3 separate regions of the Homo sapiens genome follow, and all the other regions are linked to region 3. A link is a contact called in ENCODE Hi-C or POLR2A ChIA-PET data. All regions are on one chromosome and are shown on one strand. The core of a region is the stretch at or near the end of the contact, and the rest is flanking DNA. Distances in the headings are between cores, read along the strand shown.

The links. A loop is a pair of places that touch in the nucleus more often than their neighbours do. ChIA-PET counts read pairs that join two places held with the same protein, here RNA polymerase II (POLR2A). Pooled maps may share reads with other maps.
Region 1: a pooled map shows a loop between it and region 3 (3-fold over the local background). The contact joins the enhancer-like site here to the promoter of RAB5C in region 3. A Hi-C loop is called at or near these places in 2 of 50 pooled maps. POLR2A ChIA-PET finds 5 or more read pairs at or near these places in 2 of 52 experiments (H1 and HepG2).
Region 2: a pooled map shows a loop between it and region 3 (2.6-fold over the local background). The contact joins the promoter of CAVIN1 here to the promoter of RAB5C in region 3. A Hi-C loop is called at or near these places in 4 of 50 pooled maps. POLR2A ChIA-PET finds 5 or more read pairs at or near these places in 2 of 52 experiments (AG04449 and K562).

Annotation. Positions count from the first base shown.
Region 1 is chr17:41,738,203-41,741,305 of GRCh38, forward strand. No RefSeq gene overlaps it. Among named protein-coding and RNA genes, the nearest start is that of HAP1, 5.1 kb to the left of the region's middle. Within about 2 kb of position 1,614, at least 7 of the 41 ENCODE cell types and tissues checked have a DNase peak (open chromatin) inside an H3K27ac peak, as active enhancers do.
Region 2 is chr17:42,421,722-42,424,827 of GRCh38, forward strand. It overlaps CAVIN1 (caveolae associated protein 1), which reads right to left and starts at 1,535. Exons shown (of 2, transcript NM_012232.6): 1 at 906-1,535. The coding sequence starts at 1,376. LOC102725238 (a long non-coding RNA gene) reads left to right here and starts at 1,467. Exons shown (of 4, transcript XR_007065758.1): 1 at 1,467-1,551.
Region 3 is chr17:42,153,682-42,156,672 of GRCh38, forward strand. RAB5C (RAB5C, member RAS oncogene family) reads right to left here and starts at 1,308. Exons shown (of 6, transcript NM_004583.4): 1 at 1,212-1,308. RAB5C-AS1 (RAB5C antisense RNA 1) reads left to right here and starts at 719. Exons shown (of 3, transcript NR_187282.1): 1 at 719-1,028; 2 at 1,318-1,427; 3 at 2,087-2,991. RefSeq lists enhancers at 760-1,380, 1,290-1,584, 1,467-1,576.

The sequences.
Region 1 (3,103 bases), core at 364-2,863, 420 kb before region 3:
GGCTTCCTCACCTACAGGCTCAGTCGCCCCACAGAAAGTGGAGTAGGGACAGAGACTCCATTTTACAAATGGAGAAACCAGGGCTCAGGGCCCGTCATTCTGGAAGTAAGCATTTTGGCCTGGCTGACAGATATCTGCCTTTCGACAGCCTAGGGCTGTCCAGGAGACTGGGGGTAGTCTCTGATCCAGGCCTCTCAAGTGGTTTTCCTCTGTCAACCACCCCCTCCCTCTCCTGCTTCTCATCTAGGGGGAGAAATCAGACACAGCAAAGACCCTTGGCCTCCTGTCCTCCCTCCCAGTGTGCATCCATGGACCCTCCTGGATCCGAAAGAGGATGGGAGGGTGCAGAAGACTTGCCAGGCTGCAAAGCCAGACCACCCACCACCTAATTGTGCACACCCCCTGAACCTGGGGCACATTCACTCCAGTGCCCAGCCCTGGGCAGCACACAGGTGGCTCAGGCCCCTCCTCCTGCCCCCTCCCCTGGCCTGACCCTGGGAAAAAAAACACCTGGAACAGGGTAGGTAATAGAAAGAGCCCCTAAGGGTCGGTGCCAGGGACCTGGGGGGGACAGGCACCGGGGTTACTTTCTGCAGGGGAGCAGGGTGGAGGGGCACCCTGAACTAGGAACAGGGGAGACCTCCTCACCCCCGCCGCAGTCCTGCTGTCTCCTGCAGGCCTTTCGGGGGCCCTCCCCCATCTCTGATCCAGGCCTTCCCCTCCAGAACCAGGCAGTGGCCGCCATAGCCCTCACCCCCACCCCAGAACCCAGGTACAGTCCCTCCTTACATCAGCAGAGAATGGGGGACTTGAGGGCCTAGGCCCTCAGAGGTTCCCCTTTAACTTTTCTTTTTGTTTTTTTGAGAGGGAGTCTCACTCTGTCGCCCAGGCTGGAGATCAGTGGCATGATCTCAGCTCACTGCAGCCTCCGCCTCCTGGGTTCAAGCAATTCTCCTGCCTTAGCCTCCCGAGTAGCTGGGACTACAGGCACATGCCACCATACCCATCTAATTTTTGTATTTTTAGTAGAGACGGGGTTTCACCATTTTGCCCAGGTTGGTCTTGAACTCCGGACCTCAAGTGATCCATCTAGCCTCGGCCTCCCAAAGTGCTGGGATTATAGGCATGAGCCACCACACCTGGCTCCCTTTAACTTTTCTCCTCTTCTTAAAGAGCCCAGCCCAACTCCTGGGCCACTGAGCCCCTCTGGCCTGGAACAAGGAGGTAACGAGGTGCTGGGGGCAGCTGGGGGTCTGAGCCCTCTGCCTGCTGTCTTCCATGGCCCCGCTGCTGGCCAGGACCGAAAGGGAGAGAGGCAAGGAGAGAAAGGACAGAGAGCAAGTGCCGGGGACGAGGGCAAGGGGCTGAGGTGGCTGGGACCTCAGGTGGAGAGTACTGACCCCCACTCTGAAGTTCTTCCCCACCTGGGGGCTCCTATCCTGGAGGAAGGCCCCGCCTCCCACACAGGCTCACTCCTGCTCTTGGTTCTGATGTCTGACTCCTCCTCTGAGAAGCCCTCCCTGGTGGGGCTCACCTGTGTTAGGTATCCTGTGCCAGATCAGGCCTCTCTGTGTCCTCCCCTCCCCTGGCATTCTCTCCCGACTCTGTCCGCTCACAGGGTAAGATGATGTCATTGACAAGATGATCTATTTAGTAACAATGAGAGCAGTATCTGTTTTGCTCACTTTTGTATTCTCAGGACTCTAATGAGGCATCCAATAAATATTTGTTGAATGAACACATCAGTGGATTCTCTGGGTATGGATGGTGGGAGTGGTAATCGCCCTGGGGAAGTGACTTCCGGTAAGGGTGAGATCCTAGGACTCTGGACTCCCAAACCAGGGCTCCACATCCCCTGGCACAGGTGAGCGCCACCAGGAACCCTCCAGGGGCACCTGTGGGAGAGGATGGAGACCGGCCAGGATGTGAGCCACAGATCCCCAGGGAGTGAGCCTTGGCACAGCCAGGTGCCCACTTCTTCCCTAGAGCCCTCAGCCCAGCCCCGCTCCTTTCCCCAGGGACCAGAGCAGGAGGCCTGGGCTGGCCTGATATGGAGCTGGGTCCAGCAGGTCGGCAGTGCCCTGACCTGGGAAGCTCCACGGGAAGCAGCTGGGAGTGGGGGGACCACAGCACCCTCTGTGAGGAGGGCAGGACCGTCAGCTGCGTCCAGCCTGCTGGACAGGCAATACCAGGTGGTGGCGAGCCTAGAAGGATGTTCTGGCCCTTTGGCCTCCCTGAGCTACCTCCAGGCTCAGGGATAACACCAAGGAGCCCTTCGCTCCCTGACCTCTGTCCCCAGAGTCAGCAATTCCCTCTCATCCCTGCGTCCATGTCCAGGCTCTGAGCCCTTCCAGGGACAATTTGTGGGATTGGGGATAGAGACAGAGGAATAAATACACATTCACTGAGACCTGACTAGGTGCCGTATGGATTTTGGATATATTTCATTTTATCATCACTGGAAGGAAAAAAATACTGCTGTGTTATAGATGAAAAACAGAAGCCCAGAGAGGTCAAGCAACTTATCCAAGGCCACACAGCCAGGAAGTATCAGGGAGGGAAGATCACAAAGGCTTGTCTTACCAACAGCCCATGTGCTGTCCACGGCCTCCCAGTTCAGAGAAGAAGCTGGGCGACCCTCCCTCTCCCGTACCCAGGGGTGCCTGTGCTCACTGGGTTTGCTTCCACATAATACTACTTATGAGCCAACTGTTAGGTCTTATAAATTAGATGCCCACCGTGGGCATCTGCCCCATGGCCTCTGGAGGAATCCTGCCAGAGGATGGAGATAAAGGAAGGACAAATACCAAGTGCCTTTTGCAGACGCTATGTCCGCTCTTCCTTCTTCAAGCCTCAGCTCAGACGCCACCCAGTCTTGGGAGCCTCCCCTGATCTAACCTGGCTGGATCTGGGTCCCTGCCTCCCAGATCCAATGTGCTTCCCTCTACCTCAGCCTTCCACACACTGGGGCAAAAGCAAGAAGGGCTTCTGTGCCCAGCTTTTAGTATCTGAGCCTGCCTTGGCCCATGCTTGATGGGCTCAGAGGGAAACACTTGTACTCTGACATAAATCCGAAATAACAGAATCATCCTGACTGGTTCCA
Region 2 (3,106 bases), core at 285-2,784, 270 kb after region 3:
CCGGGCGGAGCCGGGGGGTGGGGGCGCCAGCCTCCTCCCGCCGGCTGCGCTGCTGCGCCTGGCCCCCGCCCCCGCAGGCATGCGGGGTGATTCACCTCGCCCAGACTGCGCCCAGACCGCCGGACCCCGCAGGGGCTGTCCACCCACTCCACCAGCCCCTCTTGCACTCCTGACGCCCACTCTTCCCCGCCCAGCCCCGCCCGCTTCCAGGAGGCCCAGGGTGCCAGCGCGCCGCGGGTGAGGGTGTCCTCAAGGGCCTGAAAATGCCTGGTGGCCAGGAGCAGAGAGCAGCGAGGGGACAGGGGTGGGCCGCCGAGGCCGATGTGGGGGCGCGGGGGCGCAGGGTCTGGGGAGGAGGTTGGCGGTCGCGTTCCCCGCTTGGCACAGCCCCCGCTGGTGCGTGCCTGAGCCCTGAATCACCCGCTATATCAGGCCCGCAGGCGCAGAGGCCCCAGGCCCGGGCCCCGCAGCCAGTGTCCGCTTACAGCGGACCCCAACGATCGCGAGGGACCCCTGACTTTCCTAGAAACTTCCCCCAAGTAGGAAGAAGTTTGACAGAGCCAATTAGGGAGGGAGCGGTCTGCGAGGGGCAGCGTCCTCGAGTCCACCCGCTAATTCGGTTCTGCTACAAGTTTGGGACCCGAGGGAAGGATCTGAGTGGGGAGGTGCGAGGTGCAGAGCGCGCCCCTCTACGCGCCCCAGGAGTCCGCCGCTCCCTCCACCCCATCCTACCCCACCCAACCCCACCCCAGCCGCGCTCACCGGAAGGAGGGTGGATCTGCCGGGCGCCCGGGCCAGGCTGGGAGGGGAGCAGCGCCACGGGCAGGTCTCCCCACCCCAACTCCCAGGCAGGGGACGCGGGCCGGGCGCGGGAGCTCTGGGCGCCTTCCGCCCTGTGGGCTCACCTGGTAGATCATGACTTTAAAGTTGCGGCGCCGCAGCAGCTCGGCCTCGTTGACCTCCAGCTTCTTGATCTGCCCCGCCTGGCGCTCCAGGCTGCCGCGCACGGTCTTCACGTTGACGCTGACCTTGCGCACCTTCTCCAGCAGCTTGCTCACCGTATTGCTCGTGGTGGCGTGCGCCTTGCCCAGCTTGCTCAGCTCGCCCTGGATGCTCTGCACTGCGCCCTCCATCTCCGCCTGCCGCTCCTCCAGCTGTGCTTGAGTCAGCTGGATCTGGTCTACGGCCCCGATGATTTTGTCCAGGAGGCTCAGCACCAGCACGCCGTTCACCTGGTCCGACTTGATCAGCTCTTCTGAGCCGGCCCCCGACGGCTCCTCCGCTGCCTGAGCCCCAGCGGAGGAAGGCTCCGGGGCCTCGGCGTCGGGGTACCCGGGAAGCGGCCGCTCGACAATATAGAGCGTGGGGTCCTCCATGGCTACCCGGAGCCGTGCGGGACCGGCCGGGTGGGGCTGGAGCTGGAGCGGGAGACCCGGAGAGAAGCAGGAGCGGAAGGGAGGAGAGCTAGCGGGCGAGAGCGGAGAGCAGAGGAAACTCGAGCCACGTCCGTGCGCACCGGGACAGCGGCCAGAACTGCTGGGCGGGGGATCGGTGAGCTCCCCAGCTCCCGGGCCAAACTCCGGAGTCTGATCGCTGATTGGCTGGCCCCACCCCAGAAAGGGAGGGACCGGGGCAGAAGGGGAGATCGACGAGGCGGGGCGGCGGAGGGGGACCCAAGAGCCGAGCGCCCCACCCTTCCCGGGATGGTTGGAATAGTTGGAGCGGGAGACTAGGGCCTCCGCTGGCGGCGGGAGCGGGACGGGCGGAGGAATGCGAGCTGAGGAACGGAATCAGGTTCTAAGAGTGTTGCTCTCTGTTTCCCTCTCACTTGAATTGCTCATCCGAAAATCCTCAAGATCTGGGAGCCGGGTGGACCAGGAGATTCTGAAATTATAGGCAAAATCTTGTATTTGCCTTTACCTAGATTTTGAGCACAAAAGGACCCTTGCCCTTTACAATATTTTCTAAGAGGCCTCTCGGATTTCCTCATCACCAACCCCAACCAGGTTACTAACTCAGGGGTAAGCTTAGGGGGTTGTTTGTGGGGGGCGGGGGGAGAAAGAGAGAACGTATTTGGGGTCACGGTGGTGGTGAAGGGCTGCGAAGCTCCTCTAAGTTCTTTTTAGAATTGCCCTAACAGAGTAGAATTAAGATGGGCAATCAAACGGAAAATAAAGCCCACCTCCCAACCCCCCTTTCTGAGACAGGGTGTCACTCTGTCACCCAGGCTGGAGTGCAGCGGTCTGATCACAGTTCACTGCAGCCTCGACCTCTTGGGCTCAGGCAATCCTCCCACTTCAGCCTCCTGAGTAGATGAGACTATAGGCGCTTGCCACCACGCCCAGCTAATTTCAATTTTTATTTTTTTCAATTTTTATTTTTTTAAGAGACGGGGTGTACACTATTTTGACCAGGCTGGTCTCGAACTCCTGAGCTCAAGTGATCTGCTGGTTTCAGCCTCTCAAAGTGCTGGGAGCCACCGCGCCTGGTGTAAAGCCCTTTTTAAAAGCCCACCTCTCTTAGGCCAGGCGCGGTGGCTCATGCCTGTAATCCCAGCACTTTGGGAGGCCCAGGCGGGTGGATCACGAGGTCAGGAGTTCAAGACCAGCCTGGCCCAAGATGGTGAAACCCCGTCTCTGTTACAAATACAAAAATTAGGCCAGGCGCAGTGGCTCATTTTGGGAGGCGGAGGTGGGTGGATCACCTGAGGTCGGGAGTTCGACCTCAGCCTGACCAACATGGAGAAACCCCATCTCTACTAAAAATACAAAATTAGCCAGGCGTGGTGGCGCATGCCTGTAATCCCAGCTATTCGGGAGGCTGAGGCAGGAGAATCACTTGAACCCGGGGGGCAGAGGTTGCAATGAGCTGAGATTCGCGCCATTGCACTCCAGCCTGAGTGGAATTCTACAGAGTAGAATTCCTCTTTTTTCCAAAAGCTTTTTCAATCCTTAGTAGAAGGAATTTAAATTACTTTAATACATTTCTCCTAAATTCTAAAGTAAGTTGGTAATCTGCCAGTTGGTAATCCACTGTCTGAGTGCAGACAGAGTGAGACTCTGTCTCAAAAAAACAAAAAAAACAAAAACAAAAGCAACCCACAAAC
Region 3 (2,991 bases), core at 58-2,557:
TCGTTAAGGTACAGTCTCCGGCCTGTACTTTGGCCACATAACAAAGCTTGGTCTGAGACAGCAGCTATTTCACACACCTAAGCCCCAAGCAACAGACAAGGATCAGTCAATATGGTTGAGGGAACCTGCACTTTCTGGCATGTATCGGAATTCCTCAGGCTACAATTAAAAATCCAGAACTGCCATTGTGATCTTGACTTAGTCCTCAGTAATAAGTCCAAGCCCTGAAGGGATTGCAGACAGACCCTGGCGTGGTGTGGACCTGTTGCTCAGGGAGGTGTATGTGTGTGTGTTTGGGAGTGGGAAAGAGATGGCCCTTCAATTCCAGACTCCTCATTTTGGGTCTTATTCTCCTCCCTATAGACACACGGACAGCAGTCCCAAGAAAAGCAGTCCCTTTGAGGCGGCTGGGAAACCACTCACGTGCTCTGGGAGGACAGAGCTGAGCCTGGAGCAAGGGGGGAGGGGAAAGAAGATAATGAATGGGCACATCCACCCTGATCTGTGATCTGTAGCTAGGATTGAGCAAACCTCAGCTAAATTCTTCAGAGGCAGAAAGAGAGAGACACTCAAAGAACAACATAACTAGAGGACAGGGCTGGGAGACAGAAGGGGCAAAACAGGAAAACAGCTCATTTCTAGTAAGTGACTTTAAACTCAGCTGAGGTCCTGGTTGGTTCTCTGGCTTGAGGAAAGAGAGGAAGTAAGGAGTTGCGGGAGCGCACACACACTTCTGTGCGTGTGGAACGGTCTCACCCAGACGACCCCCCTCCCCCAAAGGAAATCGAGATATTCCTCTAGGGCTAGAGGGGACAACTGGTTTTGTGGGACAGGAGGAAGGAAAACGGCGACAGACAGCACTCCCTGTCACTTCTAAAAGAGAAGAGGGACAGGTTCCTTCACACCTAGCAAAGATCCTCCGATTCTGGAAGCAGGGGGAGCGGAACTTAGGGTACCTCTCTCCCACAACTAGAATGGACAGGCCAGAGGACAGTCATAGCGGTTTCCTTAAGGCTCACCAAAGGCAGGTAAGCTAAGGAAAGAAGCTCCCCACCTCCTATGGCCCGACGCCTGGGGAGCCCCTCAAGAGGGGGCTACGGGTCGGGGGAGGGGTCAGTATCCCCCTAAACTGGGGCTGGGCGGGAGGAAGGGCTGCCCTGGAGATGCTTCAACGCAGGCGAGACACCAGGTCCTGGGACAAGCATACTCACGGCGGCTCCGGGGCGGCGGCGTTACTTGGGGCCGGGGCTCGGACGGGATCCGCTTCTCTCCCCGCCGGCGGTGTCCCAGGCTCCGGCCTCCACTTCCGCCTTTCAGCCGCTCCGGATCCGGATCTCCACCTCCGCCCCGCCCCTCAATACTCCCAGGTGATTGACAGTGCGGAGACCAATGGGAGGCACTCTTGGCCGACCTACCCAGCGGCGCCGGTAGGAACGCGGGAGTGGCGGTAGGGAGCGCGCGAGGGATCGCGGGACTTGTAGTTCGCAGCGCTGGGAGGAGTCAGTGGCTGCCTGGGACTTGGGCTTAGGGTGGAGCCGGCTGACTGCGAGGCGGAGCCCGGCCGGAACTTTTTTTTTTTTTTTGAGACGGAGTCTTACTCTGTCGCCCAGGCTGGAGTGCAGTGGTGCGATCTCACTGCAACCTCTGCCTCCCGGGTTCAAGCGATTCTCCTGCCTCAGCCTCCCGAGGAGCTGGATTATAGGCACGCACCACCACGCCCGACTAATTTTTGTATTTTTTAGTAGAGACGGGGGTTTCGCCATGTTGGCCAGGCTGGTCTCGAACTCCTGACCTCAGGTGATCCGCCCTCTTCGGCCTCTCAAAGTGCTGAGATTACAGGCCTGAGCCACCGCGCCCAGCCTACGGCCGGGAACTTTTTAAGGCTAACCCTGCCATCCGCGTCACCGCCGGTTCCGGACGCCCCGAGGGAAGGCGGGTGGTGGAGCGTTGGAAGAAGGCAGAGGATTGTGTGTGCAGAATTGGGAAAGAAAAAACGTGGTGCGAATGAATATGCACGCGAGGCCTCAGTCCTGTGAACTCGCTGATCTGGAGAAGCCCTTGTCTGCACTGTCCGCCCGATTGCCAGGGGCGTCTGTGATTGGGAAGGTGAGGAAAGCGCTGCAGGAAGAGTTCTCTGCAGGATGCTGGGTGAGATCAAAGGGAGAGCTTCTGCCACCACCTCCTACTTGGTGTGTGCGGGGGCCGGCACAAAGACCATCTCTGCCTCTGCCTTCCCCTGCTCCTAGCCAGGGTCAGCTCTTCTCTCTGACGCGGAATACAGAGCTGGACAACCTCTGCCTCGGCCCTCTCCATCCGTAAATAAAGACTAGAACCACCCCCACTCTGCACTCTCCCCCTCTATGGATCAGGAATATTTGTTTTTTCTGCTCCTCTCAATATGGACTGGGCCCGCTCCTGATTCCTCCCACCCTTACCTCTCAACACAAACCAGTACCTCCTCTTCTTTTGCATCTCATCCTCAAGGGACACTACTGAAAACCTGTGTGGAATCAAAGCTCACCGGAGACAGCTGTGGCCATTGTGCCTATAACGCCAACACCAGGCATATCCTGGAGCCTCAGCTGGAGAATTTACCTGTCTTGGACAACCTGCCACAAAACTGTGCCCACATCTAGTTCCATCTGGTCATCAGGGCGTCTCTCTTTCTTACACCCATAACACACAATCCCCACTTCCGCGCCAGTGTTCATGAGAAGTGAAAAGGAAGAGGGAAGAGAGGGCTTGTTGGGAGGACAGAGGGGATGGGGCAGAGTGGGATTCCTAGCAGGTTCTGGCTGGTGACAAGCTCTTCCCCCAGCCCCCTTGCCATACCCAGTTCTGGAACAGTTCCTTATACAGGAGGGATGGGTAGTCCCCTAGGCCCACCTTTCCAAGGCTGGAGGTGGGCCAAAGCCAGGACTCTGTCCTTCCCACATACTGTGTGCATACATGGCTGTGACTGGGGTGCAGGGGAGAGAAGGGGGTATAATA